Linked DNA regions of Homo sapiens: all the other regions are linked to region 3. The links are chromatin loops, found by intact Hi-C in ENCODE. Cell type or tissue: heart right ventricle. All regions are shown on one strand. Each heading gives the region's core, and the rest is flanking DNA. Links, peaks and the distances in the headings are about the cores only. Region 1 overlaps KIAA2012. Region 2 overlaps CDK15 (cyclin dependent kinase 15). Region 3 holds the start of LOC124906114 (a long non-coding RNA gene).

What was found. Hi-C counts contacts between places; a loop is a spot of excess contacts. Peaks named below come from ENCODE experiments on the same cell type or tissue, not always from the same donor. Only the 100,000 strongest peaks of a DNase experiment are listed, where the experiment ranks them.
Region 1: it touches region 3 in a loop (2.1-fold over the local background); 5 of 110 quality-filtered maps call a loop at or near these places.
Region 2: a loop joins it to region 3, with 2.1 times the contacts of the local background. A loop is called at or near these places in 34 of 110 quality-filtered maps.

Annotation. Positions count from the first base shown.
Region 1 is chr2:202,153,025-202,163,559 of GRCh38, reverse strand. It overlaps KIAA2012, which reads right to left. Exons shown (of 24, transcript NM_001277372.4): 14 at 8,750-8,887. Among named protein-coding and RNA genes, the nearest start is that of KIAA2012-AS1, 41 kb to the right of the region's middle. In heart right ventricle, for the core only: a CTCF peak has its summit at 4,558; no DNase peak of the experiment used is centred there; H3K4me3 peaks cover 614 bases; H3K27ac peaks cover 1,934 bases.
Region 2 is chr2:201,869,579-201,880,113 of GRCh38, reverse strand. It overlaps CDK15 (cyclin dependent kinase 15), which reads right to left. Exons shown (of 14, transcript NM_001366386.2): 11 at 7,788-7,836; 12 at 1-86. Among named protein-coding and RNA genes, the nearest start is that of CDK15, 68 kb to the right of the region's middle. In heart right ventricle, for the core only: no CTCF peak of the experiment used is centred there; no DNase peak of the experiment used is centred there; H3K27me3 peaks cover 897 bases.
Region 3 is chr2:202,050,671-202,061,205 of GRCh38, reverse strand. LOC124906114 (a long non-coding RNA gene) reads left to right here and starts at 5,861. Exons shown (of 2, transcript XR_007088053.1): 1 at 5,861-5,894. In heart right ventricle, for the core only: a CTCF peak has its summit at 4,380 (motif pointing right); no DNase peak of the experiment used is centred there; H3K27me3 peaks cover 1,582 bases.

The DNA.
Region 1 (10,535 bases), core at 1,114-9,113, 100 kb before region 3:
GGGAGATAGAGAAACTCAGGGATTTGGAAAAATATTTTCAGGTGAATCTTTGTTAGAAAAAGAAATAGTCTTAATTTGAAACTCTGTCAATTCAATTGTATGTTGCTTAGAAGAGTGTCAAAAGAACTATCTTTTTTTAGATATAAGAATACATATGTGGCCAGGTGTGGTGGCTCACGCCTGTAATCCCAGCACTTTGGGAGGCTGAGGTGGGCAGATCATGAGGTCAGGAGCTCGAGACCAGCCTGGCCAACATGATCAAAACCTGTATCTACTAAAAATACAAAAATTAGCCAGGCGTGGTGGCATGCACCTGCAATCCCAGCTACTCAGGAGGCTGAGGCAGGAGAACTGATTGAACCCAGGAGGTGGAGGTTGCAGTTAGCTGAGATCGCACCACCGCACTCCAGCCTGGGAAACAGAGCAAGACTTCATCTTGAAAAAAAAAAAAAAAAGAATATACATGTGAAATAACTTCTATTTAAAGTCATTCATTCACTGCAACAGATTGGAAACAGCCTAAATGTCCCATCAATTGAGGACTAGTTAAATAAATTATTATTAGCTTATACAATGGAATATGATGCAACCATTAAAAAGCACAAGCATCTCTTTTTTTTTTTTTTTTTTTGAGACGGAGTCTCGCTCTGTTGCCAGGCTGGAGTGCAGTGGTGCGATCTCAGCTCACTGCAACCTCCGCCTCCCGGGTTCAAGTGATTCTCCTGCCTCAGCCTCCCAAGTAGCTGGGACTATAGGCGCCCGCCACCACGCCCAGCTAATTTTTGTATTTTTGGTAGAGATGGGGTTTCACCATGTTGGCCAGGATTGTCTCGATCTCTTGACCGGTGATCCACCCGCCTTGGCATCCCAGAGTGCTGGGATTACAGGCGTGAGCCACTGCGCCTGGCCTACAAGCATCTCTTTATGAATTAACGTAGAACTGCAAGATGTAGTAAGTAAAAAAAAAAAAAAAAAAAAGACTCTGGGCCAAGTGTGGTGGCTCACACCTATAATCCCAGCACTTTAGGAGGCCCAGGTGGGTGGATCACCTGAGGTCAGGAGTTCGAGACCAGCCTGGCTAACATGGTGAAATCCTGTCTCTACTAAAAATACAAAAATTAGCCAGGTGTGGTGGTGCGTGCCTGTAGTCCCAGCTACTCGGGAGGCTGAGGCAGGAGAATCGCTTGAACCCAGCAGGCGGAGGTTGCAGTGAGCCGAGATCGCAACACTGCACTCCAGCCTGGATGACAGAGTGAGACTCCATCTAAAAAAACAAACAAGCAAACAAACAAAAAGACTCTGAACAATGTGTATAATATGCTAAGATTTGCATATAATATCTATCTGTGTATGTATCTATCTGTATTTGCTTATATATATGCATTATACATTCTAGGAAGGGGACACAGGAAACTAGCAACTCCAGTTGTTCAAGGGAAGGGAGCTGAGCAGCTGGAAGGCATACTGTTTTCTACTTAAATTTGAAAAAAAAAACCTTCTGAATATATTTCAGATTCAAAATTTGAATTAAAGAAACTAAACCTAAATAAAATGTGATGTCACTTTTAGTCTGAGTTACAAATGCATGATTAAAACAGAGTGATGGAAACAGGTAATAATACTTGGTGAGTGAGCAAAACAAATGGAGGGACTGTAAATTCAAATCCCAGTTCTGTTATTTTGGCCAGGTTGTTTGCTCTTCCTCTGTTCATTCAGCTAATGAACATTTATTGAGTGTCTGCTGTGTGCCAGGTACCGAGATAGGCACCGGGGGCACAAAGATGAAAGATGTATTCGTAGGATGCTCACTGGCTTGTGGGGAAATGACAAGTCAGTTTGCAATGCAGCGTGATAAATGTTGTGGCAGATTATGACAGGTTTCTGCAGGGCCTCATGGGAGGTGAAGCTAAATTAGGCTGGGAAGGTTGTTTACCAGCAGACACAGTGCTAAATCTTGCAGTGAAGGGAAGGTAGAACAATTCCAAGCAGAGGAAGCAGCATGTGCTGGTTAGGGGATAGTTTGGTGCGGGGGCAGTGTGTGGACAGTGTAAATTAGACACAGGCCAGATCTTGCATGTTACAGTTCGGAGTTTAAGAAAAATTGCACATGTTATATTTTTCTATTTGTAAAATAAATACATCTTTGATGCTTGGAATTTAACCAGAGGGCCAATGGGGACACAGTAAAGAATTTCAAGCAAACCACTGATAAGACTGAGCTGTATTTAGAGCACTGGCAGCAGTGTGGTATTATAAGACTGGGAGAGGAGGAGGAAGAGTCACAAACACTTTGTGAACACAAACTACAGCATTGAAACCAACATGTGAGAGGCGCTTTCTCCGGTGGCTGAAGTACAGGTCCTGCAGTCAGGCTGTCTGCACTCAAGTCCTAACTACTACACTTGATGTCTTACAGACCATAGGAGTTACTTAACCCCTGAGCCTCAGTTTCTTCAACTGGAAACCGACAGATGCTGGACAAGTGATCTTAGGTTATCTTTTCCTTGGAAAACCTTCCAGCCATCCTGCCCTCCACTCTCATGCACAGCCCCCCTGCTGGGCATGTTACTTTTAGGACCACAGCAGGCTTTCTTAGGGAGCTGCTGGGAGGATGGAGGAGCATGTGCTGCAGGAGTCTGAAGTGCGGCCTCCAGCCTGTCTTGAGCCAGCTGCATGACCTATCATAGAACCTCAGCTTCTACACCTGTGAAATGGGAGTAATAATAAATAATTGTAGAGTTCTCAAAAGGCTTAACCAGGAAGAGACATTTGGAAATTCCATGTAACATACCATATGATACATGAATATAAATGACTAATTTCAATACTTTCTAAATGATGGAAGAAAATCAGGATCTCATTCAAAAGTTTCAACTTCAAGGTAGTATAACTTTTCCTGTGTAACAGAAAAGTCCCCTACATTGTCTTTGTTAAAGACTATGATTTTGGCCGGGCGTGGTGGCTCACGCCTGTAATCCCAGCACTTTGGGAGGCCAAGGTGGGCGGATCACGAGGTCAGGAGATCGAGACCATGCTGGCTAACATGGTAAAACCCCGTCTGTACTAAAAATATAAAAAATCAGCTGGGCATGGTGGCGGGCGCCTGTAGTCCCAGCTACTTGGGAGGCTGAGGCAGGAGAATGGCGTGAACCCGGGAGGTGGAGCTTGCAGTGAGCCGAGATCACGCCACTGAACTCTAGCCTGGGTGACAGAGCGAGACTCCATCTCAAAAAAAAAAAAAAAAAAGACCTTATGAAAAATCATAAAGTATCTTGTGTTATTAAGATAAAAAAGATTAATATATAATATCAAATCTCTGCTCCCTTCTTGGGTTCTGCAGCTAGAACAAAGAAGTACAACTAGGTACACAGGAACAGAACAGACAGACCTCATAGATCTCTGATATTGTGGGGATTTTTGGCTTTGAATCCTAGCTCCCTCTGCTGCCAGCCATGTGACTGGTCATCTCTGAGCCTCGGTTTCCTCATCTGCACAGTGGGGATCAGCACAATTACTGGGAAGGGTGACAGGAAGATTATACAAGGCTCAATATGTGAGGGGCCTGGCCCTTAGCAGGGATCAGTGAATGTTCCTTTCTCCCTTATGAATTGAGTCCTTTACAGATGTGAACATTCTTTCAAAACTATTAGTTCATGTAATTCTTGCTTCACTGTTGAGAGGCAGGTATGGAGTTCCCAGTATTATTATTATTTTTTTGAGACAGACTTTTGCTCTTGTTGCCCAGGCTGGAGTGCAGTTGTGCGATCTCAGCTCACTGCAACCTCCGCCTCCCGGGTTCAAGAGATTCTCCTGTCTCAGCCCCCTGAGTAGCTGGGACTACAGGCACATGCTACCATGCCCGGCTAATTTTTTATATTTTTAGTAGAGACGGGGTTTCACCATGTTGGCCAGGCTGGTCTCGAACTACCTGAGGTGGTGATCCACCTGCCTTGGCCTCCCAAAGTGCTGGGATTACAGGTGGGAGCCACCATGCCCTGTCAGGTCCCAGTATTATTATTTCTGTTTTATTAAAGAGAAAATGGAGTCTCAGAAGCATCACAAGGTCACTTAGTATCAGAGTGTCAGAGAAGTACCCCTTGCCCCACCCAGGGCTTCCCAACTACTAGTCTGACACTTTAATATTGATAATATTATACTTAATTCTGTTTTTTTTTTTTTTGGAAATAGAACACACTCATACATATTTTTTCCTGGGAATATTATTCAAGTGTCCTGGCACCATTAAATCTTGAGACCAGCTCGTGATCCCTCTACAACTTTCCTGCCAAGTGGTCATCAAGGCACGTTTAAATGATTGTGGAGACAAGAACTTATCTCCTAAGGCACCCTGCTCCATCTTTGGATGATGTCCTAAGCCAAGCATTATTTTCCTGTTGTATGTGAAATCCACAGGTTTCGGGGCAGCCCCCTTCTGCTTCGTGGGATGCATGTACACCTGCCCACATACGTAATGCTTGGGACTGGTCTCAAAACAGGTGGGGCAGCTCTAACTCCAGGCATGGCTGGCTGTTGTCCGTGTTCAGGCCAATTCCTCTACCTTGCATTTGAGGGCACTATATGCTAACTGTGTGGGAACTGCGAGGTGGAAGCTTATTTCTCATTCTTCAGATGTTCTGGGCATAACATACACATCCTTTGATATCAATGTGGAGTATAAGGATATTCAATTTGATATCTAGCATTAATAGGCATTATTGCTATTTTCTTCCCTACTACCATGACCTAACCCTGATAATTTAAAAAGTCCCTGAAAAAAACCTCTATCCTTATTCATTCATCAATTACCATTTCTTTTTGAAAAAACACAAATTGAGTTTTTAAAAACATGGTTCAAAAAATTTTTTTTTCTTTTTTGATTTAGAAAACAGGCTGGTCTCAGCTGGGTGCAGTGGCTCACGCTAGTAATCCCAGCACTTTGGGAGACTGAGGCAGGTGGATCACCTGAGGTCAGGAGTTTGAGACCAGCCTGGCCAACATGGTGAAACCCTGCCTTCAGTGTTGTAAAGAGGTTCTTAAAATGTGAGAAGTTCACATGCAACAAATGGAAAATGAATGAATGCTCTCCTGTAGTAACGTGAGCCTGCCTCTGCCACAACATTGTGCTATTACCTGTTTCATTGTTTATCTTCCTGTTAGATTCTAGGCTCCCTGGAAGGTCAAGGATAGAGATGATTCATCTCTGTATCCTCAGTGCCTATCACAGTGTCTGATACTCAGAGCATATTTAATATATGTTGGCTGAGGGGGCCGGGCACGGTGGCTCACGCCTGTAATCCCAGCACTTTGGGAGGCTGAGACAGGCGGATTGCGAGGTCAGGAGATGGAGACCATCCTGGCTGACATGGTGAAACCCCGTCTCTACTAAAAATACAAAAAATTAGCCTGGCATGGTGGCGGGCGCCTGTAGTCCCAGCTACTTGGGAGGCTGAGGCAGGAGAATGGCATGAACCCAGGAGGGGGAGCTTGCAGTGAGCCAAGATCGTGCCACTGCACTCCAGCCTGAGTGACAGAGAGAGACTGTCTAAAAATAAAAATATGTTGGCTGAGGGGAACCGAATGATCAGTGGGAGAGAAAGCTTTATATTGTCTCCACAGAACTTGAGTGGGACTGGAGGGAAGGGCAAAATCCTGTGGGGTCAGAAAATCTTCCTGGTGCAGATGGAATGTGTCCATAGGAATGGAATTTTCTAGAAGGAGTGCTGGATGCTTAGCTAACATGATAGGCAGTGTTTTTGATTGGACAGGGCTCAGCTGGGGGCTGCAGTGAGGCTTTATAACAGATGGTTGAGCATAGGCACTGGAACTGGGCTGCCTGACCAAATCTTGCTTCTGCCATTTACCAACTGTGTGACATTCGGTAAGTTACTTAGCCTCTCAATGCCTTAGTTTTCTCATCTGTAAAATGGAGTAATTCTACATACTTAGATTCATTTTATGAATTAAATAAATGCATGCATATACAATTTAGAACAAAGCCAGACACAGAATAAGTCCTCAGTAATGTTAGCAACTGTGATTATTTTTATCTCTTTCCATTCCCTTGTTCTGCCTTGACCTTTCTTATCACCTACCCTCATCCCCTGCAACGTGCAATGCTTCCTACATGCCCCAGGCAAAAATGAATGACATGCCCTGCGGACAGGCAGGAGATACACAAATGAATGTATAGGATGAGTTGGTTTCCACACAGCTCCAGGTGTGGAGGACAGCCTGTGTGCTCTTCTCTGTTTGAACTCATCATCTTTGTCTGTACTACCCTGAGACTGTGTCTTACTACATGGCAATCCCCAGGAATCTGGGAGCTACCACATCCATAAGGAGAAGGTCTATCTAGGGAGAGCAGTGAACACTGAACATTTCCAAGAGAAGGTCTTTGGGGCAAAGACTGGTCTGGGAGTCAGAAAGTGTACCGAGCGTGTACTTCGTGAGTCCTTTGGAAGCAGGCTGAGTTGCCATTTCTGTGAGTCTTGAGGGAGGTGGACAGGAAAGTGGGCCTTAGGGATGACAACACTTTTCCTTCTATAATACTGTGCCAAAATTGCTGGACAAAAAAAGTGTAATACAAAAGCATTGTGGATACTAAATATACAAGCAATTATTGTAAAATTCCCCACTTTGAATTCTGCGTTCTTAGATGCTCCATATTTTCTTTTTGAGACAGAGTCTCACTCTATCACCCAGGCTGGAGTGCAGTGGCGTGATCTGGGCTCACTGCAAGCTCCACCTCCCGGGTTCATGCCATTCTCCTGCCTCAGCCTCCCGAGTAGCTGGGACTACAGGTGCCCACCACCACACCCGGCTAATTTTTTGTATTTTTAGTAGAGATGGGGTTTCACCGTGTTAGCCAGGCTGGTCTCGATCTCCTGACCTCGTGATCTGCCCGCCTTGGCCTCCCAAAGTGCTGGGATTACAGGCGTGAGTCACTTTCTTATCTCATTTCCTTAGCAGCTATCACCTTTGAACATGCTACACACTCTGCTTGTGTATTAGGTCTGTTGTCTGTTACCTGTACTATCCTGGAGCAGGGTAGGGATCTTGGTCTGTTTTGTTTACTGATGTATCCCAAATGCCCAGAAACTGCCAAACACATAGTAGATAGCAGGTGCTCAAATATTGGTTAATGAATGGTGACTGTGATGATATTTCCTCCCAGAAAGTACGATTCATAATTCTCTCAGCCCTAAGTGAAGAACTAAACTGTTGCTAAGAATAAAAGGGATAGTTTCACCAGATAAGTCATGGAGTATGGCAGTATTTTTTGAATACTCGTAACAAATATCTTTTCTTTTGACGTCCAGAATCATTCTTCTTTCTTGTAGTTTTTTTTTTCTATAGAGATGGGGTCTCACTATGTTGCCCAGGCTGGGTTGCAGTGGCTATTCACAGGTGTAATCATACCACACTACATCCTTGAACTGCTGGACTCAAGCGATCCTCCCACCTCAATCTCCTGAGTAGCTGAAATTCCTTCTTATAGTTTTCAGTACCCCATTTTCCTCTGTCAGACATCCTTTCTCTTCCCATTTTCAGTCCCTGTGGCTCCAGGGTGGGCCAATGGCATTTCATTTGGGTATGGATAAGTGACCCACATTTGGTTTATATTCAGTACCGGAATGACCTGGGAAATAGAAGCTGGTGGCCAACTTGCCACCCTTGGGGAAGAGCCTATCTAAGAGGAAGCCCCGAAAAGCAGAGCCCAGTCATGGACAGAGACAGATTTTGGGCAAATGCATGACTCTTAATCAAAGCCCCACCTTGTAGAATTGGGATTGGGGCAGCCCAGGGAATTCGGAGGGTGACCCTCATGACCTCCAAAGGCCCTGCCAGTCTATAGCACTAGATAGAGCCACCATCATGCACTCCGCAAGTATTTGGTTTCTTCTGCCCCATTCCTGTCTTTCTCAGTCATTTCTTATCAAAGGCCTGGAATATTTCCTCAAGGGTACTATGAAGGATCTGAGATCCTTCCATGCCAGGCCTGGCTGTGTTCCTGGTCAGTTTCTTTCACTCCATGGCTATTTATTTCCAGTTCAGTAAGCTCTGAGGAGGGCAAAGAATGGGTAGGAAAGGGGCCCTAAACCAGAGAGTGTGCGATGAAAAGGATGGGCCAATTCATGGAGCATTTAATGAGCACCTTCCATGTGTCGGGCACTGTGTTCGATGCTGGGGTGGGAGGGAGTATTGCAAAGATGGACAAATGCCACCCTCACTATAGAAACCCTCAGAACCCTTAACTTGAAATGAAGCTGAGCTTGTGAGATCAATGAACTCTTAGAGAACAGAAAGCAAGGCCAGATATCCAGAAAGGAATTTGCAGTTGACGTCTAAATAGTTAACTCAAGAATCAGTCTTCTCTATAGTAGTAATATCAACTCTACCAAGTGACAGTGGTAAAACAGTAACAATTATTTTAGCTACTGTCAAGATAAAATGAATTATATTTGACTGTTTTATGAGGTGGTTTAAAGTTACTCTTTCTCCTCTCTGTTCCCTGTCCCCCACCACCCAAACCAGACACCCGACTGATTTGTCCCCGATGGCTGGCTGTGATTACTGTCCTAATTTGTTCTTTCTTCATCTGCTACAAACTGCCTATTTTCTGTCCCTTCTGATAATGCAGGAGCTCTGAGGGACTTCTGAAGCTGTTTTTGTACCATGCAGAAGTGTATTAACTGGAATTCCTGTGTTTGTGTCTATAAAACCCCTCGTCTTCTCAGTGTGAGATCACCTTCAGGAACGGCGTCATGTCGATGTGCAGCTTGCGCGTGTAAAATTCTTTTCTGTTTGAACATATCAGCGCTTTATTTATACAACTTTGAGGCTCTCCTGTCTTCTGAGCTGCTGCCTCCAAGGACTGCTGGGCTCCCTGTGAAGAGAAGCAGAAAGCCCGAACTTTCATATGAATGATATACAGTGCAACAAGAGCTAGTCCAAATCCCCAAATATTTACAGAAGGCAATTTTAAAAATCATTGAAACAATAATACGCAGCAACTATTGTTACTGTTGAAGACACAGAGGACCCTATAGAGAGAAAATAGCCCAAGACTGTTTATTAATTAATGCCTACGGAAGTGGAAAAAGGGACCTTCCTAGGTCCCAGGGCTTTAATTATTTAACCCTCACAACAACCCTGTAAGGCAGGTACTGTTACTCCCATTATACAGACAGGAAACCAGGAGGCTCTGGGAGGTTAAGCAACTTGCCCAAAGCCATTAGCTGCTATATGGCAGAGCTAAAATTACCATCTGTTGAAGGCTCCTTTTTAATGAGATATTTTTGATACTTATATAGTGGCTGAATGGTTATCAAATCTGCTTTGCAGCAAATATGGTTATAGCAAGATTCCAGTTTATTTCCAAGATGACAAAAATGAATTTGATATGTTAGGAAGACTGATTTGAACAAATGTAGCAGAGACAGAAAGAAGAATGAGCTAACAGAGGAGTCTGGGAGGCCCCGGGGGCTCTCCGAGCTTCTGGGCTGTACAAAGGGTGTCACATTTCAGGACACCACAGAATTGGATCTGAAGTTGCCCTCCAGCCCATGCCCCACATTGCAACCTGGCTGCTCCTTCGAAGATGCATACTGGACCATATCACTTCTCTGCTTGATACCTTCAAAGGCCATTGTCCTCAAGAGGAAGGCCAACTGGCTTACAAGGTTTATAAGCCCTTCCTGCCTGGCCCTGGATGATCTCTCCTGCTTCATTTAGTCACACAACAAATATTTATTGGGTGTCTTTTCTATGCCAGGCAGAGCAGATAGGGCAGTGCCCAAAGGGATGAAAGTCTCCACCCTCATGAAGAGTGCACATCCATTCCACTGAAAGGGAAGACAGAATCAATAAGGAAGTGGAACATAAGTACATCTGAAGGTGGTTTGTGACAGGGAGAAAAATAAAACACAAAGTGGGCTGAGGGAATAGCTGGGGATGGAAGTGGAGGCTGCAATTTTAAGCAGAGAGTCAAGGAAGGTCCCATGAAAAAGCAATGACTGAGCAAAGCTCTGAAGATGGTGAGGGAAGGTTCTAAGGTCTATCTGCATGAAGTGTTTACTTGGCTATGGGAATAGCAGGTGCAGAGGGCCACATGGGCACCAGCCCTTGAGCTCCTGGAGCAAGACCTTTGTAAGTGTCCTTCCCTCTCCCCTTCTTCTGACTCTTCTTCATCTTTCAAGTATGGCTTCCCTGTGCCCCTGTGACCACCCAGAGCATGAGCACCTCCCCACCATTGACCACAATGATTGCTGAGGCTTGTGCAGCCATCTCTCCTCCTCCTCTAGACTGGAAGCCCCCTGAAGGCAGGAACCATGGCTGTTCCGTTCCCATTGTCCCAGCAGTTTCTGGCACAGGGTCTGGAAATGAACACACACTTGATACATATTGGCTGAACAAAAGAGTAACTAACAGGTTATGGCCCACCTCAATTCAAAGGAGGAGGGAGCAGTGAAGATACCTTTACAGGAAGTATGTGTTGACTTCCAGAAGACAGTCCTCTAGGTAGCACTGGTTCC
Region 2 (10,535 bases), core at 1,393-9,392, 180 kb after region 3:
GTGCTTCCTGGGCGGAGACGCGGTCTCTGGGAAAGCCTTTTAGCATCTGGGAGGCCAGGTCTTCAGCTTCAGGAACCCTGCCCAGCCTGGAAAAGTGGGAGAGAAAAATAGAGTTTCTCCAGCAGCCTCCCTTCTGAAAAACAAAGGGATAAAAACAAAAAGTAAAGAAAAGGAGATGGCTAGACTTAGATTTTAAGTAGAATTTTCCTGGAATTGCTAAAGTTGATGGCAACTGGAAAAGTAACCCCCATACTAAACTCTTACTGACTGTCCTGTTACTAAGTTGAAGGGGAAAAATCTCCTCATTCTATCACTCAGCTCCCTTGCCCTCCACCGTGTGTCTGGGCACCATGTACACATAAAAGACACAGAAATATAATTATAAACAGAAATATATAATCAAGGATTCTTTTTGGAGGAACACTGCAGCCCCAACCAAGTAGAAAGGCCTGATTCAAAATACGATCGAACTCTGAGAGGCTGAGGTAGGCAGATCACTTGAGGCCAGGAGTTTGGGACCAGACTGGCCAACATGGCGAAACCCTGTCTCTACTAAAAACATAAAAATTAGCTGGGCGTGGTGGCATGCACCTGTAATCCCAGCTACTCAGGAGGCTGAGGCATGACAATCACTTGCACCTGGGAGGTAGAGGCTGCAGTGAGCTAATATTGCACCACAGCACTCCAGCCTGGGCAACAGAACAAGACTCTGTCTCAAACAAACAAACAAAAAACATGTTCAAGGCTCTGGACTCCAAGGGTGGCAAGCACAGAAATCTGGAGGGGGAAAAGCACAGAATTCTAAAGAGGTGATTCTGGAGGGTGAAGCTTGGGTAGAAAATACACTTGTTTGCAGCATTTCTGAAGCTCACCCAGTCTTATTAGTTAGGAAGCTCTCTTGGTTCCCTTGAGATGGAGCAGAGGAAGAGAGAGAATTAAGTACTTAAATCACAGTAAGGACAAATCCTCAAGTTGATCTTATGTTGAAATATATATCTGGAGATGAGCAAATACATTTATTGAGCAACTACTATGTGCTAGTAAGTGGTTGGCTTTGGGAGACACAGGACAAGACTGTCTTCTGGCAGCTCAGGTAGAGGAGTCAGATGTTCATCAAATTATCACACAGATGTCTAAGTACAACTGTGAAGAAAAGAATCCTATGGTCTGACTGTTTGTATCTCTCCAAAATTCAAATTTATGTTGAAACCTAATCACCAAAGTGATAGTATTAGAAAATGGGAACTTTGGGAGGTAATTAGGTTATAAAGGAGGCTTGAGAGAGCCCTTTTGCTCTTTCTGCCCTGTGCAGACACAGTGAGAAGGTGCCATCTGTGAAGCAGAGACCCCTTGCCCAACACCTAAGCTGCTGGCACCTTGGTCTTGGTTTTCCCAGGCTCCAGAGCTGTGAGAAATACATTTCTATTAATTGGCAATCACTCAGTTAAGGTATTTTGTTATAGCAGCCCAGGTATAACATTTTGGTTCCCCTGAGATGGAGCAGAGGCAGAGAGATAATTAAGTACCTAAATCACAGTAAGGACAAATCCTCAAGTTGACCTTATTTTAAGGGTTAAGATAGCCTCAATACCTGACCTATAATGGGAAGAGGTGGTCAGGAAAGGATTTCTTGAGGAAGTGGCATTTGAGCTGAGAGTTGAAGAATGGAGGGCAGGAAAGAGGCAGGCCTTGACTGACAGGGATCTGTGGTACCTACACAGACCCTAGAGTGGGAGGGAGAAGCCAGAGTTTTAAGAAGGGAATCAAGGCCAGTTGGCTGGCCCAGGACAAAAATGGGGAGAGAGGCCTGACATGAAGCTGGGGAGGGTGGCTTGTGGGTCTTCATGTTTCCCATTTACTTACAATGCTTGAAAGGCTTTGCTCATCTAATGCCAATCATTTATGTACACCCAACTCCACAACCCACACATAGGTTTATAACTGGAAAGGCACAAGAGGGAAAACTGTGCATATCCCAGCGGGCAGCTGATCATGGGACTGATGTCTGACATTCAGAATTAAGTTGTATGGCCATGAGACACCACAGTAAATCCCCAATTAAGCAGACATAGATGGGCTTACTTAATGTCAAATACACCTACTGACTTAAAGCAAGAAAGATCAGATATTATTTCCCTTCCAGGTGCCATGATGCAGAGATGCTGGAAGTCTTGGCCCAGAATTCTAATTTACCTAATTTTTGCATAAGATTTGCATTAAAAAATTTGAGCTATTTGATTCCCAAGACATGAAACTGTTTCTGCAAACAGATAACTACTTTCAAACTCAGGAATAATTGCTTCATAGGCAAGATAGAGAAGAAATTTGCAAATTTCCAAATCCTTGCAAATTTCCAGGCCAGTTAGGAGAAAAAGGAATTGTGTAGAAGTCTACTCATTTGCTGTGGCCTGAAGAAGGACTGGCAGATATATTCCTCATCCAGGGTATCCTGTCCAGGCAGAGGTTTTTTAGGGCCCATGAAATGGACGTTTGGAAGAGGAATGTTAGTACAAATCACTAGAGCCTAGGATCTCTCTGGAAGGAGACTCAGGGGAAATCTCATGAACAAATTTTAGCTGGTCCACCCACACTATTGGGTAGTGAGGTGAAGTTTGTGCCAAAATTTGGCCCTGAATCCACTTTCTGCAGGCTTCATGCTTTCTGGTTAAATATGAACTTCTGGACATGGGGAGGGCGGGTAGGTGGTGGGGAGCAATGCATCTATCAACTTCCACCTCCACAGTCCCACCCCAATCAGCGATTTGTTCTCTCGAATACTCCCCCAGCATTAACCCACAACAGATGGCTCCTGAACTGCCCTGTAGTGAGGGCTGAGGGGCTGCAGTCTGATTGGACAGGGAAGGCTGGGAGACCTGTTTTAAACTTGTGTTAGCATGGCAGGCATATTGTTTTTATTTAGACTGTGTTTGTGTAGAGTGTCTGGGGAAGCCAAGAAAGGCTAATGGAGTTTACAGGGGTATTAGGGGCACCCCTTTTCTTATAAGAACAGGTTATTTGGCCAGAGCTGTGCCTCATGTCTGTTATCCCAACACTTTCAGAGGCTGAGGTGGGAGGATCACTTGAGCCCAGGAGTTCAAGACCAGCCTGGGCAACATGGTGAAAACCATCTCTACCAGAAAATACAAAAATTAGCCAGGTGTGGTAGCATGCACCTGTAGTCCCAGCTACTCAGGGGGCTGAGGCGGGAGAATCACCTGAGCCCAGGAGGTCGAGGCTGCAGTGAGCCACGATCGTACCACTGCACTCTAGCCTGGGTGACAGAACTAGACCCTGTCTCAAAAAAATAAAATAAGAACAGGTTTTTGTTTTTGTTTTTTTTAAACCAGGTGAATGAATAAAAGAAGGGTAGGTACTAATTAGTGCAAGGACCTCTTTTTTAGGATTTTCCATTTCAACCAACAGAACCTACCCTCACCCTCCCCACAGGGTTGTTTCAGGGCTTCTGGTGGTTTCTGGACTTGTTCCAGTCTCACAGCCTCTGAACTATGACTGCTGCACTTTGCTTCTCCTTCTCCTTCGCCGGTAGAGGTGGTCACCAGGGCAAAGCGGGCAAGTGAAGTCTCTTCCTCCTAGGAGCCAAGTGTGTGTCGGTCTCCCCTGTACAAGCCAACTCCACCCCACATGAACACAAACCTTCACTGGCAGCACTGGTAGCAAGACCATTAGGATCTGGGCCTTTGGCAAGTGCCCCAGTAATCGCCGCCTTGCTATCGCACATTGAGCTCTTTTTGCAAGGCTGAGGAAAGAGTCCCGGGAAAACAAATGTTACTTTTTGGGCACAAATGTTGATTTACTGACATCTTCCGTGTTTGTATCATTATGCTTTTTCCTGTCACCTATGGCCTTGCTTGTTACCAATTGCCTTTACTGTCATAGTTGTACATGTGGCCACCACCTCTAACTCCCGCTGGAACAATTATCCACTGGTTACAACCCCTACTTTAAAAATAAACATTGGCATAAAAAAATGAACATCACAAATGTTAATTTGCCTACCAGCACCTTTCCAAGGTAAATGTGAATTCATACTCTTAGGTTTGTGATGTTAACTACCAAACATGACAGGAGTATCTTGCAGAGGTAGGAAAACCCCCCGCCCAATTAATGAGAATCTGCTATTAAAGGTAAAGAATCCTGTGATAAATCAGTCCTTCTAGTAACATTTCAAGAGGTGAGAAGTGTTCCAATGCCAAAATAATTCATACTTATTTGTAGAGCACTTAGAAAATGCAGAGAAGGAAAATTATGACTAGCCCATCACTCTGAGATAATCCTCTGATACTCAAAGATAATCACCATTGCTTGAGGTCTTTGTTTTCTTCAGTCCTTTGCTTTTAGACAGGTATAGTTTTTGTTTTACAAAAAAATGGGATCATACTATACATGCTCTTATAACCTACTTTTTCCATTGAACTACCTTGATCATCTTCCCATAACTTTGAATCACTTTCTAGGACATTATTTTACTGGCTGTTATCGTTCGATTATGTAGGCATATCATAATTTACAGAGCTAGACTCCTATCTGAGTTGTTTCCTTTATTGTTGGGATGGAGGTAGTACTATTAAAATCACGCTGTAACAAATATTCTCAAAGAGAAATCTTTGTGGGTTTGTGTATATTTCCTTAGGATAAATTCTTAGAATTGATGTTCGGTTGAAGGATATATACAACATGTTAAAGTATTTGATTCATACTATCAGCTAGAAGAGCTGTAGATTCATACTATCAGCTAGAAGAGCTGTACCAATTTCCATTTCTGCCAGCAGCCTAAGAGCGTGCTCATCCCTGTGGGCAAGGATAATAAATTCATTCCAACCCACCTGAATTGCCACAGGCCCCATTGCTTATAAAAGTCATAAAAATAATTAAAATTGTGTATCAATCCTAAAAGATGTGCTGGGGGCCGGGACAGCTACATGTAATCTTAAAAGTCCAGAATAGAAACACAAACAATAAGAAAAAATGAAAATTGAGTTTTGTGACTGCGTAAAACACCATCTACTAACCCATCACTCCATACTACTAAAATCTGGTTGTTCTCAGGGGTCTGGGACAGCAGTTTTGATTTCCTAGCACAGCCTGGCTCTGAGTATAAAAGTCTCCCACCCACAGCACTGCCACTGACCTCTGAGGTGCAGGACAGGCTGGTCAGTATGAGCTCAACTGGGTTCTTTGGTTTTCCCCCTAGACCTACAGGAAGAGGAACAGGGCAGGGATAGAGTAGGCACTTTTTAAATGTTCTCAGTTTGGGATGTAGTAGATGCCCACAGTCAGAAATACATCCAATACTAGGAAGAAACATTGCAGAAGCTGTCCTACAATTTGCCAATCAATCTAAAAAGTGAGTGCGTACCTACTAGGCCCACATTAAGGAGATCACCATCAAACCTCAAGCAAGCCCCGGGGATTCATCTACAGGCCTGTGAATGGTTCCACTGCACCTCTGAAGGGATTGTGTAGAAAAGCCAGTGACACTTCGGCTGCTTGTTACTCGCCACATCTGCAACCTGATTCAACAGCCAAATCCACAGAGACCTGGGTACCGGATGAATCCTGGCTCTACCACTTACTTAGTTGGACTACCTTGGCCAAGTTACTTAACTTCTCTCAGCCTCAGTTTCCTCCTGTTTGACCTGGGAATGATATTTGTAAGGATTAAATATAATAATATATGTAGCACCCTGCTAGGTACATAGTATATATCCCATCCAATGTTAACCCTTTCACAGAGCCCTTCCAAGAGCCAAGAATTTTCCCATGTGATAATCCAGGCTAACGCTGCCAATGGAATTTTCCATGATGATGGAGATATTCTATTTTTGCTCTGTCCAATATCATAGTCACTACTCCAATGTGGCTACTGAATCCTTGGAATGCAGCTAGTGCAACAGAATGGAATTTTAAACTTAATTTAAGTAAATTAAGAAGTTAAATAGCCACATGTGGCTAATGGCTACTGTATTAGACAACATACCTCTAAACACCCCTAAACATTACCTCCCCCCAACTTTTTTTTTTTTTTTTTTTTTTTTTTTTGAGACGGAGTCTCACTCTGTCTCCCAGGCTGGAATGCAGTGGCACGATCTCAGCTCACTGCAACCTCCGCCTCCCGGGTTCAAGCGATTCTCATGCCTCAGCCTCCTGAGAAGCTCGGACTACAGGCACATGCCACCACGCTCGGCTAATTGTTTGTATTTTTAGTAGAGACGGGGTTTTGCCATGTTGGCCAGGCTGGTCTTGAACTCCTGACCTCAGGTGATCTGCCCACCTCGTCCTCCCAAAATGCTGGGATTACAGGCGTAAGCCACCGGGCCCAGCCTAGACATTACTTCCTGTGTTAAAGATCTGAGCAGAGAAGCCAGAAGTCTGAGAAAAGGTGAATACATATTGCTAGGGGACAAGGGAAGGCGCAGAGGCCATGGGTGCTATATCGTCAGAAAAGCCAGAGAGGTATTCAGAGAATTCAAGCCTTGCTCAGCCCTCGAAAGAAAGGCTGGTGGGGTGATAGCAGGAGGCTGGTGAACTATCTTCTGCCATGGGACAGGGGCAGCTGCAGCAGCAGCAGCATGGAGTATTAAGATGGTTCTCAGGTTGAGAGTTGCCATTTACTTTGGAAGCTGATAGTGACATGAAAGAAAGCCACGGGCCATGCTAAAATCCACATATCTCTAGGTAGAGGGGAAGGAGCCTGACTATACTGCACGTCTTGAATGAAGTGATAAACAGTAGTTCCCTAGAACCTGTCTCCAAAAGGTTTCAGGTTATACAGTGCTGTTGAAAATAAGAGTGGAGGGTGCAGATGTCCTGGAGATACCTGTCCCTCCCAGTGAAAGATCTCTGGTAGTCCATAGTTCTATGTTCCTAACCTATTTTACTCTTTGTACCCTGATATTTTATTCTACGTGGAGGCTTTTTAAAGGAAATGAACAGTAAGAGTGAAGAATTCAAACAACTTTTGGTTAAGTTAAATTCTACCATATTTTCAGGGAAAAACAATGTTCGAGTGTTCAGTCAGGATCTTGGCCAGTGAAACTCTTCCACTTCTCCCCACCTGCAAGACTGTGTTTTTCTCTGACATTTGAGCTCGTTTCCCCTGTCTCTGATGTTTTCCTCATTGCCCTTTTTGCCTCCTCACTGAAGCAAAAAGAACAGAGCCTCGGCTAATTACTCTCAGATCAAATAATACTGGTTATTGTAATTGGTCATTGTCCGAAAACACTGAGTTCTTCTTAGCCCGGAGGTTGCCTGGCACAGCTTAGTTAGCTAACTATTCCCGGAATGTCTCTATTATCTGTTTTACTTTGCAAAAGAAACTAGGGATTTGTTGAAAGCTGGTAATAAAAGTCTGCCCTGGTCTGAGCCGAGACTGCGTAGAGAGGGCCTGGGAAAGCATGACCCCCATGAATCAAGTTGCCCCCCCTCCAATAGCCACTCAATGATGTTATTTGGTTTCTCTGTGTCAGAGAATAATAAACCCACTAGGTTTTCTTGCAGACCAACACTCCCTCGTTCTCAGGGCCTGGGGCATGGCTGAGGGACACAAAACAATTTTAACGACCAAACTCACTGAAAGTAAAATGGTTCATAGAAAAAAATTAACAGACTCTCAGGGGTCTGGCGCTTCCAGAGGCATCTTCCTACAGCTTAGAGCCCCCACATGGAAGTGCTCGGGGGCTGCTGTTCAGTGGACTGAGATCCAGGGAAATGTCTCTCCAATCCTGCTTAAAGATCCCTTAAAGATCCCTTCCTGAGGTAGTACTCACCTGTTCCAGACAACATGAAGGCTTCGAGGCGTAGGCAGTGGGAACCATTCTGGGAAGCATACAGAGGGCGTTAAAAAATAAAATCCACCCGAAAACCCTGTTGCCAAATATACTGTTAAAATTCTAAATGCTCTTCTTGGCTTGGTTTAAAAAAATGATTCAAGTATCAGGTAGGCTAATGTGATTTTTAAAGCCTCATCTCCTGCTGAATTTTTATGATTTGGTGAAAGGTCACTATTATGGGTTGAATTATGTGCTCCCAAAATTCACATGTTGAAGTCCTAACCCCAATTACTTTAGAATATGATCTTATATGGAAATAGGGTCATTGTAGATGTAATTAGTTAAGATGAAAGCATTAGGGTGGGCCCTAATGCAATTTGACTCACATCCTCCTAAAAAGGCAAAATGTGGACCCAGAAATAGACGTGCGTCAGAGAAGGTGAGGCGAAGAGACTCAAGGAGAAGACGACCATCAACAAGCCAAGGAGAGGGACCTGGGACAAATTCTCCCTCACATCCCTCCCACGGAACCAACTCTGCCAACACCTCAATTTCAGACTTCCCAGTCTCCAGAACTGTAAGACAATAAATTTCTGTTGCTTAAGCCACCCAGTTTGTGACTTTGTTACAGCAACTCCAGCAAACTAATACAGTCAACATATTCAGTAAAGTCAATAAACATTTGTTTAACATACACTGTGTGCAGAGCATGTACCAAGTGCTGGGAAGAATACAAAACAGATCAAAAGAAACCCCACTACCTCTGCAGAGCTTACAATTCATTTGGGAGAACAAGTATACGCGCGTGAAATGTGATGAATAATGAGGCAGTCTTAAAGACTCAAAAGTGGTTAAAAAAAAAAAAAAGTCAGGGGAGCCAGGCGTGGTGGCTCTTGCCTATAATCCCAGCACTTTGGGAGGCTCAGGCTGGAGGATTAGTTGAGACCAGGAGTTCAAGACCAACTTGGACAACATAGTGAGACCTGTCCCTACAACAACAACTGAGCCTGGTGGCATGTGTTTATAGTCCCAGCTACTTGAAAGGGTGAACTGGGAGGATCACCTGAGCCTAGGAGGTTGAGGCTGCAGTGAGCCGTGATTGTGCCACTGCACTCCAGCCTGGGAGACAGAGCAAGACCCTGTCTCAAAAAAATAAATAAATAAAAATAAAAATAAAAAATAAAGTAAGGGGAGCTAATTTTATATGTCACTTGTGGTAAAAATGGAAGTGAATCCTGGCTTGAATATTCCAAAATAGGTGATAATAAAAATTGGAGCACTCTATAACATTTATATTTGGGTGTATGTGTTTTCATGATTCTTAGTATTGATACCATTTAACCCAAACAAAAACCATCCTAAAAGGGAATGATTTCTCATTCACTCAAGAAATACTAACTGAATGCTTCTTCTATGTAAGGGCTTCTTCTATGTAAGAGGAGCTGCAGGGGAGGCAAGCTGATGGATGCTCTTTATCAAATTTCCTTTATTGTCCACTCCAAATTGAGAAAATAATATTTCAACTCTCATTCAAAATGGTATTTCTGCCTTATATTTTTCTTAGGCCTGAAATGTAATTATTTTGTTTGTTAGTTTGTTTAGAGACAGGATCTCACCCAGGCTGGTGAGTACACTGGCATGATCATGGCTCATTGCAGCCTGGAACTCCTGGCCTCAAGTGATCCTCCCACCTCAGCCTCTGGAGTAGCTGGGATGACAGGCATACACCACCACGTCTGTTTTTTTTGTTTTGTTTTGTTTTTTAATTTATTTAGAGATGGGAGTCTCGCTTTTTTTTTTTTGTCCAGGCTGGTCTCAAACTCCTGGCCTCAAGTGTTCCTCCCACCTTAGCCTCCCAAAGTGCTCGGATTACAGGCATGAGCCAACGTTCCCAACCATTATTTTGGTTTTAAAAATCTCTTCCTCCAGTTCCTATATAAATGGAATAAACCAAGGCTGTTCATCACAACAAAGAATTTAATCATGTTGGGCAAAAATTAATTTGATAATACTCATCTGTTCATGTTGGCATGCACATAGATCTGGAAGACTACTCACTAGATAGTGGTGGTGGTTACAGGGGCTTACCCTTTTTCCTTCTTTGCCCATTTTCTCAAACATTTTTGAAATAAAGCATATACAATATTATTTTGTAATTTCAAAAGGAAGTTCAATGAAAATTTGAATTCATAGTGCTAAGAGTTGTAGAGTGAAAGGAGTGATCAAAGAAAGTGACTTCAGCTGAGTTTTCAAGGTCAGGCGCAATCAAATGTGGACCTCTCTGCTGGCATTTTATAGTCCCAGGTGGGCACTAAGAGAAGCAATTGTCTATACAGGTTATTTACTCTCTGTTCAGTATGATTTTGCCTAAGTTCAAAATAACCAGTAAAGATAAGAATATCTGGCATTTGTTTAGTATGTTTCTCTTCAAACCACTTTCTGCTGCCTATTTACAGCTCTTCCCTGGCCAAACAAAATCAAAATATTTCCTCATTCAGTCATCTCCCAATTTCAATCAACAAAATGAAATCCATTTCCATCCTTTCCCATTTTCTATTTTTCCCTTCTGAGAGGTCTATGTGCTGTGTTTTTGGCCTCCAATATTTTAATACTCTTTCTAACTTGAGTGGGGTTCTTGTGGCACATGGGTTGGGGGTTAGCTGACTTAGGGTTTCAATACAGACTCTGCTGCTTCAGTTTTGCTGAGACCTCATGTAAGATACTTTGACCATCCATGGCAACCCT
Region 3 (10,535 bases), core at 1,356-9,355:
CTTAAAGGATATATATATATACACACACACACACACACACACACATAAACATATATATAATACATAAACAATGTATGTATGTTTGTTTGTATGTATATATGTTTATGTGTGTATATATACACACATAAACAAAGATAGAACTTTTTGTGGTTAGTAACCAGGTGGGGTAGCCCAAAGCAATGTGGGACACTGGATCTAGAAATCCCAGAACCTTCAAAAAGATTTCAAATTAATCCTCAAACTATTCTTTTGACCACATTTTTGTGAGTTTTCATGAATTCTTTTTAAAAAATGTATAATTATGGATACATAATAGTTGTACATATTTATGAGATACATGTGATTTATTTTTATTTTTATTTTTATTTTCAGGACAGAATTGTGCTTTCACCAAGGCTGGCATGAAGTGGCATGATCACAGCTCACTGCAGCCTCGAACTCCTGGCCTCAAGTGATCCTCCCTCCTCGGCCTCCCAAAGCGCTGGGATTACAGGTGAGAGCCACCGTGTCCAGCCCACATGTGATATTTTGATATAAGAAAGCAATGTGTAATGATCAAATCAGAGTAATTGGTGTATCCATCACCTCAGTCATTTATCATTTCTTTGTATTAGGAACATTCTAATTCCTCTTTTAGTTATTTTGAAATATACAGAACATTATTGTTAACTATAGTACACTATTGTGCTACGGAACACTGGATTTTACTCCTTCTATCTAAGTGTATTTTTGTACCTATTAACCATCCTCTCCGTAACCCCCTCTCTTCACTACCATTTCCAGCCTCTAGTGGCCATTGTTCTATTCTCTATCTCCATGGGTTTGATTTCTTTTTTTTTTTTAGCTTCCACATATGAGTAAAAACATGTACCTGGCTTATTTCACTCAACATAATGTCCTTCAGTTCCATCCGGGTTGTTGCAAATAAGAGGATTTCATTCTTTATTATGGCTGAATATTATTCCATTGTGTCTATACACCATGTTTTAAAAGTCCATTCACCTGTTGACGGAAACAGGTTTGATTCCGTATCTTGGCTATTGTGAATAGTGCCGCAATAAACATGGCAGTATCTCTTCAATATACTGATTTGCTTTCATCTGGAAATATATCCAGCAGTGGAGTTGCTGGATCATATTGTAGTTTTATTTTTAGTTCTTTGAGAAATGTCTATACTGTTCTCCATAGTGGCTGTATTATTGTTAACCATATTTACATTCCCACTGACAGTATATGAGGGTTCCCCTTTCTCCACACCCTCATCAGCTTTTGTTATTGCCTGTCTTTTGGATAAAAGCCATTTTAACTGGGGTGGGATGATATCTCATTGTAGTTTTAATTTGCATTTCTCTGATAATTAGTGAAGTTGAGCATTTTTTTGTATCTCTGTTGGCCATTTGTATGTCTTCTTTTGAGAAATGTCTATTCAGATCTTTTGACCATTTTGATTGGATTATTAGATTTTTTCCTATAGAGTTGAGTTCTCTATATATTCTGGTTATTAATATCTTGTCAGATGGGTAGTTTGTGAATATTTTCTCCCATTCTGTGGGTTGTCTCTTCACTTTGTTGATTGTTTCCTTTGCTGTGCAGAAGCTTTTTTTTGAGATGGAGTCTCACTCTGTCGCCCAGGCTGGAGTACAATGGCTTGATTTCGTCTCACTGCACCCTCTGCCTGCTGGGTTCAAGCAATTCTCCTGCCTCAGCCTCCCAAGTAGCTGGGATTACAGGCACCTACCACCACGCCCAGCTAATTTTTGTATTTTTAGTAGAGACAGGGTTTCATGATGTTGGTCAGGCTGGTCTTGAACTCCTGACCTCAGGTGATCCACCCGCTTTGGCCTCCCAAAGTGCTGGGATTACAGGCGTGAGCCACCACACCTGTCCTGGAAGCTTTTTAGCTTGATGTGATTCCATTTGTTGATTTCTGCTTTGGTTGCCTGTGGTTTGAGGTCTTACTCAAGATATCTTTTCCCAGACCAAAGTCCTGGAGTCGTTCCCCAATGTTTTTTTCTAGTAGATTCATAGTCTTTAATCCATTTTGATTTGATTTTTGTATATGGTGATATATAGGGGTCTAGTTTCATTCCTCTGCATATGGATATCCAGTTTTCCCAGCACCATTTATTGAAGAGCATGTGGTTTCCCCAATGTATGTTCTTGGCACCTTTGCTGAAAATAAGTTGTTTATAAATGTGTGGATGTATTTCTGGGTTCTCTATTCGGTTGGTCTACATGTATGTTTTTATGTCAGTACCATGCTGTTTCAGTTACCATAGCTTTTTAGTATAATATGAAGTCAGGTAATGTGATGTCTGCAGCTTTGTTCTTTTTTCCTCAGAATTGCTTTGGCTATTCCATCTTTTATGGTTTCATATAAATTTTAGGATTTTTTTTTCTATTTCTGTGAAGAATGTCATTGATATTTTGATAGAGATTGCATTGAATCTGCAGTTTACTTTGAGTAGTATGGACATTTCTATTATTTATTTATTTTCTTAGAGCCAGGGTCTTGCTCTGTCACCCAGGCTGGAGTGCAGTGGCATGATCTTAGCTCACTGCAGCCTCCACCTCCTGGGCTCAAGCAACCCTCCCACCTCAGCCTCCCGAGTAGCTGGGACTACAGGCAACTGCAACTGTACCCAGCTAGTATGGACATTTTAAAATTATTGATTCTTCTAATCGATGAACATTGAATATTTTCCCATTTTTTGTGTGTCTTCTTTGATTTCTTTCATCAATGTTTTATAGTTTTTATTGTAGAGCTCTTTCACTCTTTAGTTAAGTTTATTCCTAGGTATCTTATTTGTAGCTATTGTGAATGGGACTACTTTTTAAATTTCTTTTTCAGATTGTTTGCTGTTGGCATATAGAAATGCTACTATTCTTGTATGTTGATTTTGTATCCTGCAATTTCACTGAACTTGTCAGCTGTAGTTATTTTTTGTGGAGTCTTTGGGTTTTTCTAAACATAAGATCGTATCTCCTGCAAACAAGGATAATTTGACTTCTTCTTGTCCAATCAGGATGTCCTTTATTTCTTTCTCTTGTCTGATTGCTCTGGCTGGATTTCACTAACTCTTTAGGGTGGAGAAAGAGATGTATTAGAGCTCCTTGTATATTCTTCAGAGTCACATTCCATACAAGAATATAGCATACGGATGGCAGCCAAGATTCCTATCATGTACCAAGTTCAATCAGTTGGTAGTGACTGCCTAGAAGACTTGATTGGGCATAATTCTGCAGACTCCTGGCTTAGCAAAGAAGAGCTCCATGGATGTTCAGTGATGTCTTCCATAGGCAAGGGAGGGAGAGTGAATTGTGTTACCTATACTGATCTTTGCCAACTCAATATTGTAAACTGTATGGAATTCTCTTTACAGGGTGTGGATTTAATCATTCTTAACAATTCCTTTTGGCATCAACCTAAAGCCAAAAGTTAAAGAACTATGCCACTGATTATTATACTAACTCTAGTTCCTCAATTCCAAGATGCCATGTATTTTAGGTACACTACTGATTTAATAACAGGTTTTAAGGGGGTAAAAACCACTATAATAAATATGAACACTAAAAATAATATTTATCCATATATTCTTTTTCAGCATCTCATTCAGTGTTTGATAATAAACCTCTTTCAGGTGTAGTCTGTGGATTCTTCTGAATCATCTGTAACCATTGGCAGTTGTGCATAGCATCATGGGAATCATCTGTAACCATTGGCAGTTGTGCATAGCATCATGGGAATCATCTGAAACTATTGGCAGTTGTGCATAGCATCATGGGAATCATCTGTAACCATTGGCAGTTGTGCATAGCATCATGGGAATCATCTGTAACCATTGGCAGTTGTGCATAGCATCATGGAGATTCTCTACTTTCCAATCGTGGGCTGGTGATGTTGACCTCCTTAGCAAATGTAGGCTAGGCAGTCTAATTTTTAGCCATATTGTGGAACACCAGGGTTTCATTTGTATTTCCTGTTTGGTTAAACTCATAGTTTTGTCCTTCCCTTAATTAAATTATTCTTTTCTATAGGGTAAAACCTTCTTCCCAAAGTCACCCAGAAGCTTCTGAAAGATGTTTGGAACCTGAGGGTGACTTTTCAATGAATGAGCCGATCACACCAAACTCCTGTAACTTTAAAAATTCTGCTATTTCTCCTGAGATATCTGTCAATTTTTATTGTATATAATTACAGTGCCCATAGTGTAGACTGGCAGTCCTTTTCCTGTGTCCTCTGAAGTGCTTGTCTGATGTTTCGCTGAAAGACATGAAAGTGTAGTCATGCCTTCAGCAATAAATATTTGCTTCACTTATTGTAAATATGCCTCGCTAAGTTCTCCCACAGGCAGACAGTAACAACTCCTTCTCAACTCACTCTCCTGCCAGCAGGTGGCAAATTTCTTTTGACATAAATTATAAGCTGCACTCCAATTTTAGAAATGTTAAAATGTGAGCAAATAAGAGTCTGAGAATAAAGGGAATAAAGCAGATATCTAAATGAGGTAAACTCTGAGGATTCAGATCAAGATTCCAGTGCCCAGAGTAAGAAGATGAGGTGAGCAGCCTCCACCCCCACCTCAGACCCATTCCAGAATAGTCTTCAAGGTTTCATTGTATCTGAGTGTGCTGCATATATACACACACAATATGAAGTAGAAAGTAATGCAAGATAGAAAGCATGAAGCTGTGTAAGAGAGGGACAAGAAAATACCTTGGGAATTCAGAGAGGGATAGAGCACTTCGGTTGGTATAAATCAGGACAGAGGAGTAGGTGGCTTTCAGGAGGATGTTGAAGAAACAGGTACTGAATGGGGCCGTGCGAAGAGAACAGCACCCCGTGGTGGCCATGAAAAGGCACCCCTCAGATCTCTAATTTTGAGGAGTGTAATTGATAGAGGGTTCTAGCTGCTATGCTCTGAGTTGATCACCACATTTTTCTGGAGGCTAAGGTTCTCACAGGCTGCTCCCAGCCAATGACTGCGTATGACAGATGCTATGGTAGCCAGGCTCCATTTTGGGAGATGCTGCAGATATGGGACTCTTCTGATGGGTGACTGGCTCAAGAACTCCCGATATCCTTGAGGAACTTTCTTAGAACTGCACAGCAGTCTGAGACACTTCCATCCAACCTTCCTTCCCTCTCTCCTATGCCCAAGGCGGACCTGTGCCCAGTCTCATGGTTCTCCTGGCTCCTTCCTCATCTTCCTTCACAGGTGTTTTCCTCAAGAAATCTCTTGCACACCTAATCCTGTCTTGGCATCCGCTTCTTGGAGGACCCAGACGGACACACAATACTTGTGGGGATGCCAAATCTACCGTTTTATCTGCTTTATTATTTCCCACCCTTTTCCCAATTACCACTTTTTTTTTAGAAGTTGGCATTATTGGATAGTTTCCAGAATAAGAGACATTTTAGGCAATAAGAAGTGCATATAGGAAAGTCTCATTTTTTTCTTTTTAGTCTAATTATTCTTTGAAGTTTTTTAAAAAATAGTGTATTTTATTAGTAGGGCCCTTTTGATTACAAATGACAGAAACTTAATGCAGGCCATATTAGAGAAAAAGGGTTAGTGATGATTGATGATGATGCTGATGATGACACTGAGTTGCATCTCAGGAACAGTAGGATCAGGGACCTGGGTGGCATTAGTGTTATTGCTGCTTCTTATTTCTGAGGCCCATAAGATGGCCATGGATGGCATCCAGACTCATCTGACAGCCTGGGGACCTAAAGAGAGACTGATTTCTTTTCATTTTTTTTTTTTAAACAGGGTCTCATTCTGTCACCCAGCTGGAATGCAGAGGAGCAATCAGACCTCACTGCAGCCTCAAACTCCTGGGCTCGAGTGATCCCCCTATCTCAGCCTCCTGGGTAGCTGGGACCAATGGTATGTGTGCCACCATGCTCAGCTAATTAAAAAAATTTTTTTTTGAGAGATAGGGTTTTACTACATTGTCCAGGCTGGTCTTGAACTCCTGGCCTCAAGCAATCCTCCCACCTCATCCTCCCAAAGGATGTGCTGGGAATACAGGTGTGAGCCACTGTGCCTAGCCTGACTTCTTTTCAATTCCAGTAATTTTCAGGGGAAGCCCAACTTGGTCTAGTTTGGATCAGCCACTTAACCTCACATCAACTGTAATCTGGGGGACTGCTCAGAGGAAGCAACTGTGATGATTTGTCCATGTTATACCAACATGGTAGGGTTCGTGGCTACCAGGTGCATTGTGGCTGGAGGAGGGAGGAAGGAAGGTTGCTAAGATGACCACTTCATATTTACACTACACAGAAGATGTCTACAGTGTCACTGCTGCACATCCATGTATAAACACCCAGACGCCACTCTTCTGCAGAGAGCTTGACAGCCTCTCAGCAAGAGACTGGAAGTGGGATGAGCTCATGCAGGGCACACAGCTCTTGGATTTGATTCGTATAGATTCTCAGGGCTTCATCAAGAGGCTTCAGCTGCATCAGGGTTTGCAACTGCAAAGTTACTAGAAACCCTCTTGTACTTGCCCCAAATAATCAGATTTGTGTGACTGTAGTTTCAGCCTATTAGTTCTCTGCCAGAAGGAACCTGCATGGTATAGATTTGGGGTTAGGAAACCTGAGTTCTTATCTTGGTTATGTTTTAACTAGCTATGTGCCACTTAGTCTCTCTGCATTGAAATTTCTCTTCAAATCTTCAACTGGGGAATTAGACAAATAAAGGTCATTCCCAGCTCAGAGATCCTACGACTCAATAATTGTCAGTTGTAAAGAATCTGTTGGGCATTTCTTAGGCTTACTGCTACATTCTTACTTGAAACTTATTTTCCTTCCCTCCCTTCCTTCCTTCCTTCTCTCCTTCCTTCCTTCTTTCTTCCTTTTTTCCCTGCATCTCTCCCTTCCTTCTTTCTCTTTTCCCTCTCTTTCTCTCCTTTCTTCCCTTCTTTCCCCCTAACAAACAGATATTGAACAAGTGGTATATGCCAGGCACTGTGCTATGATTTGGACATAAAATAGAAACAAAACCCAGTTCCAGCTCTCAGAAAGCACAGAATCCACTGGGGTAGCAGACATATAAACGGATCATTAAAATATTACATGATAACGCTTGGTCAGTTTTTTCTTGCACCAATCATGAGTTTTTTCTTTCCTGTAATTATGTATTGGCATTTCTGCAGAAAGTGGCATCTTGTAGTTCTTGAAAGATGCAATTTTTTGTATCTTTGATGTATATTGGATGCAATTAGTTTTGATTGTCACAGCCATCCTATCAAGAAAACTCAAACAATTTTTGAAGCTCGTGCATTCATTCATTTAACAAATTTTTTTTGAGCATCTAATATGTGCCAGGCTCTGTGCTGGGGGCCTGGATGGGGTGACAGACAATAAACAAACAAAGAAAAAAGGTATATAAGTTGTAGTAAGTTCCAAAAAGGAATTGAATAGGGAACTTAGCCGAAGAATGATGGAGATGGAGAGGTACCTAATTAAATAGTGGAGTCAGTGGAATCTTCTCTGAGATGGGAACATTTCAGCTTAAACCATAGAGAGAGAAAGCCTGCTGGGCTATGCGCGTGGAGTGGGTAGGAATAGCATTCCCAGATTGAGGCCCGAGGTAAGAGAGTGCTTGGCTCACCACCTGAAAGATGGCCAGTGTGACTTGGGGACACCAGCAAGGAGGAAGAAGGTAAGGGGTGAAGGTGGGAGTGGGTAGAGGCCAGATCAGGTGGGGCCTGTATGTCAGTGTAAGGGGTTCTCCATGGGGGGCCCTCACAAGTTCTGAAGCAGCACAGTTGATTGGATTTGCGCTTTTGAAAGGTGGCTCTCAGGCTGGGCATGGTGGCTCTCGCCCGTAATCCCAGCACTTTGGGAGGCCAAGGCAGGTGGATCACTTGAGGTCCAGAGTTTGACACCAGCCTGGCCAACATGGTGAAAACCTGTCTCTACTAAAAATTAGCCAGGTGTGGTGGTGCATGCCTGTAATCTCAGCTACTCAGGAGGCTGAGGCAGAAGAATCGCTTGAACCTGGGAGGCGGAGGTTGCAGTGAGCTGAGATTGTGCCATTGCACTCCAGCCTGGGCGACAAGAGCAAAACTCCGTTAAAAAAAAAAAGAAAGAAAAAAAAGAAAAGAAAAAAAAATGTGTGGAGAGAAGAAGCTTTTCACCTGTTCTGGCTCAGCCTGGCCCCACATCCTTCGCCTCAAGGGAACCTGTGGGCCAGATGGAGACATGGGGTTGCTTTTGTTTTCTATTCTGGCCAATGGCTCTCCATTTCCTGGAAAGGTAAGACCGAAATAGAAAAAAAGAAGAAGATGGGATAAAAATGCTTGATCTCTTCCAGAGAGAGCTATAGGAAATAGAGACTGATTTAGAGAGTAAAACATCATATGACCTCATGCGCAGGACGACTGGCTGCCACTGCTGTCCCTGCCTGCCTTGGCCAAGCCATGGGGATGGCAGGAAGAGTGCAGCCAGGTACTCTGGGATGGCAGTGAGCTGACTGGATTTTGGAGTCCGACGGGTTTAGGTTGAAATCCTGGCTAAATTTACCCTATGATCCTGAACTGGTTACTTAACCTCTTTGAACCTCATTTTCCCTATCTGTAATATTGGAATAATACCATTAACTTTGCAAGGTTGTTGTAAGGATGAACTGAGGTAATACGTGCCATGGATGTGCTGAACAAATGGTAGTTGTTATGAGAGAGACAGAGTGAGAAAGCAAAAGAGAGAGAGAGAGAGAGTTGGTATCAGTTAGGCTGTCAGAATCAAACCAGTCTTTGAAATCTCCACTTCCTCTTTCAGGACCCCCAGTCTCTACCTTCCTTCTCTCCTAAAACTCCCTATAAGGAAAATGTCAATTTGTCAGGGCAGAGAGTAGTGAGGAACTTTGAAACATGCCTCTGCTTACAAGTGGGTTATGGATTATTTTTATTTTGTACCTTATTAAATTTCTAGGGAGTATATTCATTTTTTGCAGGCAACTGGCAACACTGCTTTTGGGAATTTGGGAGCACTGGAAGGAGAAATCTCTTTCACTCCCCTCCTGCCTTCATCGCGGCCTCTCTCGGGCTGACTTAATATCAGAATGTTAGGGCAGTTTCTGAATCATTGTTGGCTCTCGTAGCCACAGCCTTCGGCACCCTTAGTGCTTTGGACATGGGGAAGGATGGATTTTGGAAACACCCTCTGTTATCCTGATGGGCCAGCCAAGTGCCGGGCTCCTTACCCAGCCCCTGGCACTGCTGTGGAGGCTGCTGCCTGGTGAGGCTGCCTTTGAAAGCTGGTGTTTTGTTACAAACTCAAACCCAAAGGCTGAATTGGGTTGCAATGGAAAGTAGATTCCAAAGCTTCTCCTGGAATGTGAACTTTTCCTGGAAACTTTCCATGTTGCCTCTTAGCAGCAGGCATCAACGTATTCACACCAGGAGTCAATTAAAGAAACCCAAATTATTGCCGTTCCAATAAACAATGATCTCTCTTCCTTTTCAAATAAACTTGTTAGGATGGCCTAAAAGCCAGGTCTAATTACATGATCAGATAGCATAAATCTGATTATAGGCTTTTGTCTACTTTAATTTTCTCTTGCAATCAGAGCTATTTCTAGTAAATGTTAAATGTGTACTTAAACAATTTCAGTGTATACCTTTTCTAAAACCTACTGGGGGTTCTCTTTCATTCATCCTTACTCCTTTTTGATAAGGCATGAATGTTCCTAGGACACAGTATTTGGAGAGGAAAAAAAGATTTTGAAACAGCACACCTTCATAATTGAGCCTGTGATATAAATACATGTATCCTGCGTACAAACACATAGATCACATATCATAGGTTAGAGTGGAGGTCATTTAAGGTGGTTCTGAGTAGCCATTAAATGTTTGATCCACAGGAGGAAGAAGGAGAGGAAGTAAAATGGTAAGAATATTAGCAGTGGATCGTAACTATGCCTTTCAAACTTGTCTGAAGACAAACTTGTCTTCCAAGTGCAATCATTCTTACCAGCGATCCCTTCTTGCTCCTTCCTTACCCCTCCTTCCCCAATATAGAAGACAATATCCTCTTCCCAAGGTGCATCTTTGCCCATCCAAAAGTATCAAGATCTGCTGTCTGAATGGTTTAAATACTCATCTTATAGGTAACAGGTGTATGTTATTCACCTTTACTTAGCATTATGCCTGGTACATAATAGGTGATCAATAGGTGCTTATGGAAAGAAGGAAGGGAGGAAGGGAGGGAGGGAGGGAGGAAGGGAGAGAGGGAGGGAGGAAGGAAGGAAGGAAGGAAGGGGGAGAGAAGATTCTCATACACAACACAGTTAAAACTCAACAATCTCTTTGAAAGATCATTCTTCTGATTGAAAAGTATGACTGTTGAAATTTGGTAGTATGACTGAATGCAGAGCTGGCTAATATCATATGTCAGATAGCCTTAGTGTGCATGAGAAGTGGGTAATTATGGGTGAATTCCTTTTCCTTTGTAGTGGGATTCCTTAAGGGTCTTTGTTAAGATTCTATGTCATCTTTGTGTTGATGAGAATTATTGT